2 separate regions of the Homo sapiens genome follow, and region 2 is linked to region 1. The links are chromatin loops, found by intact Hi-C in ENCODE. Cell type or tissue: Panc1. All regions are shown on one strand. Each heading gives the region's core, and the rest is flanking DNA. Links, peaks and the distances in the headings are about the cores only. Region 1 has its middle 20 kb from the start of NUDT12. Region 2 overlaps LOC105379107 (a long non-coding RNA gene).

The links. Hi-C counts contacts between places; a loop is a spot of excess contacts. Peaks named below come from ENCODE experiments on the same cell type or tissue, not always from the same donor. Only the 100,000 strongest peaks of a DNase experiment are listed, where the experiment ranks them.
Region 2: a loop joins it to region 1, with 3.0 times the contacts of the local background. A loop is called at or near these places in 18 of 110 quality-filtered maps.

Annotation. Positions count from the first base shown.
Region 1 is chr5:103,580,983-103,583,909 of GRCh38, forward strand. No RefSeq gene overlaps it. Among named protein-coding and RNA genes, the nearest start is that of NUDT12, 20 kb to the left of the region's middle. In Panc1, for the core only: CTCF peaks have their summits at 1,570 (motif pointing right) and 1,772; a DNase peak (open chromatin) is centred at 1,578; H3K27me3 peaks cover 610 bases.
Region 2 is chr5:103,807,078-103,810,004 of GRCh38, forward strand. All of the region lies in intron 2 of LOC105379107 (a long non-coding RNA gene), which reads left to right. Among named protein-coding and RNA genes, the nearest start is that of NUDT12, 250 kb to the left of the region's middle. In Panc1, for the core only: CTCF peaks have their summits at 1,585 (motif pointing right) and 1,881; a DNase peak (open chromatin) is centred at 1,604; H3K27ac peaks cover 623 bases.

The sequences.
Region 1 (2,927 bases), core at 257-2,756:
GTATCAAAATTTTCCCTGTATTTTTGTAATGTTAACATCTTATTGGAGTCAAGATTTTTGGCTTCAAGAAATAACATCCCACAGCAATCTAGTGTATTACAATGGAGAAGGGTTTATATGGATACAGGGGAATGTTGTAGAACCTACGGGTAGAAGTACTGCTGTGTTCATGTGGAACTAGAAAGTTGTCAGGCATTACTATTACTCTCTGTCTCTTTCTGGATTTTCTTCTTTCCTTATTTCTATGTGTGTGTTTCCTTCTTTGCTCTTTTCAAATGGTCATTTTTCCCTGCTTTTTCATTCATTTGGTACTCAGTGACAGCACCATAGCCCCTGAGTTTACCTGTCTCAACTTTAGAAAACATCAAAGACTCGACCATCCTTTCTGAATCCCAATTCTGATTTCCCAAAAGACAGAAGCACCAGCTGGTAGGCTGTAAGTGACCCACTATGTAATTTAAATCACAGAATTTTAATCTCTATGGATTAGGGGAGGTAGGAGGAGAAATTTGTAGAAAGAAGATTGGACAGACAATCCAAAAGCTGTCTATTATTCAAAGGTTAAATTTCTTATTAAAATAAGAAACTTTAGAATTTTTTAAAAAATAATTATTTTCATGAATATGTTTCAAAGAAGTTTTCAGTTATTTTTTTTTTCTTACTGTTGATAGGGAAATCTGATAAGCACACTGATAAAGCTTTAAAGTTAATGAACAGGGAGTTCTGAAGCCGTTAAACTGTAAAAGAAACAGCTATTGGATATAGTCATGTTCTTTTATACACTTTGTTCTTTCCTTAACCCAGAGGCAGTGTTAGGTCAATGCTCCAACTACACAACTAGCCATCTCCCGTAAGACCCAAGGCAACTGTTTCTCTAGAATAAGGGAGAAAAAGAAAGAAATCCTCACAATTCTTTAAAAAAAGTATTTCAATTTTTCTCAAACATTAAATTGTGCATTAAGCTTGTCTAATATAATTTCAATGTTCTTTTAAATTCCATGAAGTTTAGCTGCACTGGTAAAGCGGATTTAATATATCAGAACATTATACTTTTTTCTCCATCTTTTTATTTAGAAAGTTTGTAAACCTAAGAAAGGTAGAAGGGCTAAAACAGTGATTTCCCATATATCCTTCAACTGGATTCACCAATTTTTGCCACATTTGCTTATATCTTCCTACATGTATACTTCTATCTCCCTACATACATTGAACATGGTTTACTCAACTAAAAGAAGACCAGTTAATTCCCTCTGGAAGAACTTTATTGCCTTCACTTTATTTTGTACTGCATCTCCTGCTTTTTTGTCACATGGAAAATGCTCTTGTAAAAAATATATCTCAATCTAATGTGAATAACCAAAATGGCTCAGGGGCCTTTTCAGTCACCTATTAAGCCCCTCTCTTATGAGAAGAGATGTATTACAGCATAGGTATAACTTTGCCTGTTGTCATTGGTTTGCACACAAAAATGTCTTTAAATTTTGTGTGGATGCTTATTTTCTTGACCACTTTGCCGGAGCTATTCCATTTATTTTATACATGCTGGAAAATGATTTAGAGTCAACAGCAGGTGGCAGTGCTAGCAAACTTTGTGCTTTTGGTACGTAATCAGCTCAGAAAGTGATGTCTTTCAGTAGTACCACAGGAGCAATACAATTAGTAAGGAGTCCTTAAATACCTATGCTTATCTCCAATTTATTTTGAGAATTATTTTTGAAATCAGTTGAAAATTATGGATAAATGTATTTAGAAATACTAGTTTAGAGACTGAATTTTGTTATCATTGTGAGATCAAATAACTGAGAAAAATAGGTTTGTTTTATCCTTGTTTCTGGTTTATTCCATAACCAGAAAAAAAAATGTGAATACTTAAAATTAGAAAGATAAGGTAGTTTGAATCCTGTTAAAATTTGCTGGAAAAATGTCACAGCAACATTTATTTCTATTGATGAAAAGGTAGTTATGTATTTTGAAATTTTGTGGCAAACTTTAAGAAAGCTCTTATAAAGCAAAACTACTCTGATTCACCAGGGTAACAAATTTTAGAAAGCTTAAATTGCTCTTGACATTTATGGAAATAATTTCAAAAATGCTCTTTAGTTATAATTTGTTTCAGAGACCGTAATTTGTTGCAATTCTCTTCTTTCATTTCATAGAAAAGGAAACTGGACAAGCAAGGAATTTTTGTTTTCATTGAGGTATTTGATTTTTCACAACTTTTGTGTCATTTTACCAGAAACAATAAAGACTTTTTAGGAAGTCATATCAACAACTGTTTTATGTTCTTGGATTTTAATAGTTCTTCTGTACATGTGTTTCAATAACTTACATATGGCTTATTTAAATATTTGTATATTTATAGGTTCATATATCATCTAGATATCAGATAATAGCAGAGTAGTTGATTTCTTTTACTAATATGATTATTTAACATTAAGAACTCAGAACACTTAAAGTTAGCATAGAATTGAAAGCTTATGTAGTTTAATGAGATCATTGCTCCAATGGAGAAACTGAGGCCCAGGAAGGATTTCAGTGAAGGAGACTTAATGGTATAGAAAGATCCTGTTACATTCTCTCTTGATTCTCAGGCTGTCTCAGGAACAACTCAGTTGCAAATTATTATTTTATTTACTTATACTCTCAGGACTCCTGCATTCACTAGGTTCTGTATTTTACTATGAAGAAAATTACTGATAAAAATTCTGTCCTCCCCAAGAAGCATGCATTTTAGCCATTTCTCTAATTAACTGGTTGGCCTCATACCCCCATTTCCTAGATGTGTAATTAAAATTCAATGAGTCTTCCTGAACTATAGTTTCAGTGCTTTTGAGAACTATGTAGCAGCAGCTATTATTATTCCTACCTTTTAAGACTGACCAGTGAAAAAAAAATGATAAAATGTTTAAGTTATATTAAGATAAAAC
Region 2 (2,927 bases), core at 195-2,694, 230 kb after region 1:
AAATTAACAAAGCAGCAAAATGAAAACTGATAAATCCTTAAATTTCAGGGGAATGTGTCAGGAAATGTTTCCCATTTCAAATCATAACAGATAGGAAAAATTGCATAGGTGATGTATCATACAAACTGAACTTGAGCACTTTTTCTTTTCTCTAAACGCAGTTCAAAATGGTCTCATCTTTATTATAGTCTTTAAATAATTATTAGGCTTAATTGCCACAGTTCATAGAAATTTTAAAATTAGCAAGTGGTGCTTATCTCTCCGCAGTGCTCAGTGTTAATAAAACATGCTGCTCCATAAACACATTTCACATCATATTTGTCCATGATTATTTCATTGCTTTTCCAAGTACAGATGCCAGCAAACAAAGTGTTGCTGAATTCCTGTAATTACCAGCATTTGCCTCGATTTGGGTCCATGAAGTATGTAGTCAATCTCTATTGTCTTCTGCCTCTGTTTTGAATCTGTCCCCAGTGCAGGAATGTCAAAAACACCATTTAGCAACACAGCCTGCTCAATTTTAAAAAGGGAAAATCACATTCAAGCTACTAATTAAGAAAAGAAGAGAAGTGAGCTGTGAATTAAAAAAAAAAAACTACCTTCTAAAAGGCTTTAACAAGAAACTTGCAACTCTGCTGCATTCAGAAAAAGAATGATCCTTATTTATCAAAGCTAAATTCTAATATAGCAGTTAGAGGTGAGATTTAACTGACTTGTTAATATTTTAAAAACAGCCAAGTAAATGAAAATTCAAGTAATTTCTATTTCTTTTCTATCTTTAAAGGGGAGCTTAATTAACTGATTTTTTTCAGCTATCTAACACTCCTTTGTTAGAAGATTCTTCCATCCACTTAAGATCCTTTTGATATTTTGTTAAATGTGCATTCCTTTGAAAAACTACACTGATGCCCTATCATGCCCAGATATTTGGCAAAATTGTCATAGAGTTGTTTCTTCAATAGAATACTTCTACCAAATAATTTGTCTTAATGATTCTCAGAACATTTAGGATAAATCATGTTGATCACCATTTGATTTTGATCAAAATCATATATTGATCACTAAGCGTAAATAATTTAAAACGGTAAATACCAAACAGTAAGAAAATCCTTCTTCCATGTAATATTACAATATGGAGACTACTTCAGCAATAAGTAAGTGAAAAATACCAGTTGTAGATCTGGAAGTAGAATCCAAGCAGGCTCTATAACCATATGTAGTTTGAGCACAGGAATTATGTCATAGGTTATTCTTTCTAAATTAATTATTTATTACTTTAATGCTATATGTAGATTGATAAAAAATATGAAAAGGTAAGTATGCTCAGCCATACTTTGCTGATTTGGTCTAACAGAGTAAATTATAGCAGGAACAGAGTTCTGTTAAACTATTTGAATACCTTATGCTTCTTTATGTTTCCCATGATACTTTGAAAGTGGTAGTGTAGACAATTGCCCTTACTTCTACTGTCATTCTCCTAGAAATAAGAAATACATTAAAGTCTATCAATAGCTCACCATGTTTACGATCTCACTTTTTCTACCTTAGGACCTAGGCCCAGGGGCACTTACAGAGGCCAGCCACTAGATGCTGCTAGTATTCTTTCCATTGAGTAGTATTCTGCCAAGCAAGCTTTCCATTCCAGGATGTCAAAAGACATTGAAGTTTTTCTCAAATTGGCGCCATTTGACCTTCACCCATAGCTGTAGCTTCGTTGCTATCTACAGTCTATTCCTTACCTTGGGTAGCAGGTATTTAAAGAGGTCTAATTTTTGAGACTTACCATTAAATCATCTTGGAAGATATTTTTCCAGTCCTTATCTGAATTTTATTTTCCTACATGCCTGCATTTCTGTCTTGGACCTCATGCAGTGCCCATGAAGGGCTGGATTCTTGGCAGTCTCCCTTCTCCCTTCTCCTTTTACCTTCAAATTACTAGAATTTTACTTATCAACTTGATTTTGACAACTAGGTCCCTGCTACCTTTTGAGTGTTTGCCCAGCCTTCTAACTGCTGACCCATCTGGATTTTCTATTAGTTAAAATACATGTTCTATGTATATATTCAAAGTTAGGTCAGATAGCAGGGCAATATGGCTTCACTTTGGTGCTCAAATAAATACACGATTTTAACTTACTAGCTGGCTGAAAGAGTATCTCTTTTTTATGGCCACTCTTCACTCTCATCTCTTTCCACCAAGCTGTTTAGTAGAGTAAAATAGATGAAGATAATGTTCTCTGATAGAGGGAATTGTTCTTTGTCCAAGATTTTGGAAATAGTCTCTCTTTTCTATGATAATATTAAAATTTTGAGTCTTATTTGAATGAATTTTGTTGCCTAAAAAATTACAACTTTAACAGGTACTTATAATGAGATATTTTCTAAAATAGTAACATATTTGAGATTATTTTGGTAAATAATATATTTTTATTTCAAATCTCAGAAAGATATTGAACTAAAACTTCAGGCCGGGCGCGGTGGCTCACATCTGTAATCTCAGCACTTCAGGAGGCCAAGGCGTGCAGATCACGAGGTCGGGAGATCGAGACCATCCTGGCTAACACGCTGAAACCCCTTTTCTACTAAAAATACAAAAAAAATTAGCTGGGCGTGGTGGCATGTGCCTGTAGTCCCAGCTACTCAGGAGGCTGAGGCAGGAGGATGGCGTGAACCCCGGAGGCGGAGCTTGCAGTGAGCCGAGATCGTGCCACTGCACTCCAGCCTGGGCGACAGAGAGAGACTCAGAATTAAAAAAAAAAAAAAAAAAAAAAGGCATGTTTTATATAATTGGATAAGTAGTAAATGGGTTAGTAAATTTCTGACTTTTAAAATCAACTAAATACTGAACATTTCAATTCCAATATATATGTTAACATAAAAATCACATTTGAATTGAAAGCTAAATGCCAAGATAGTTGCCAAGCCCT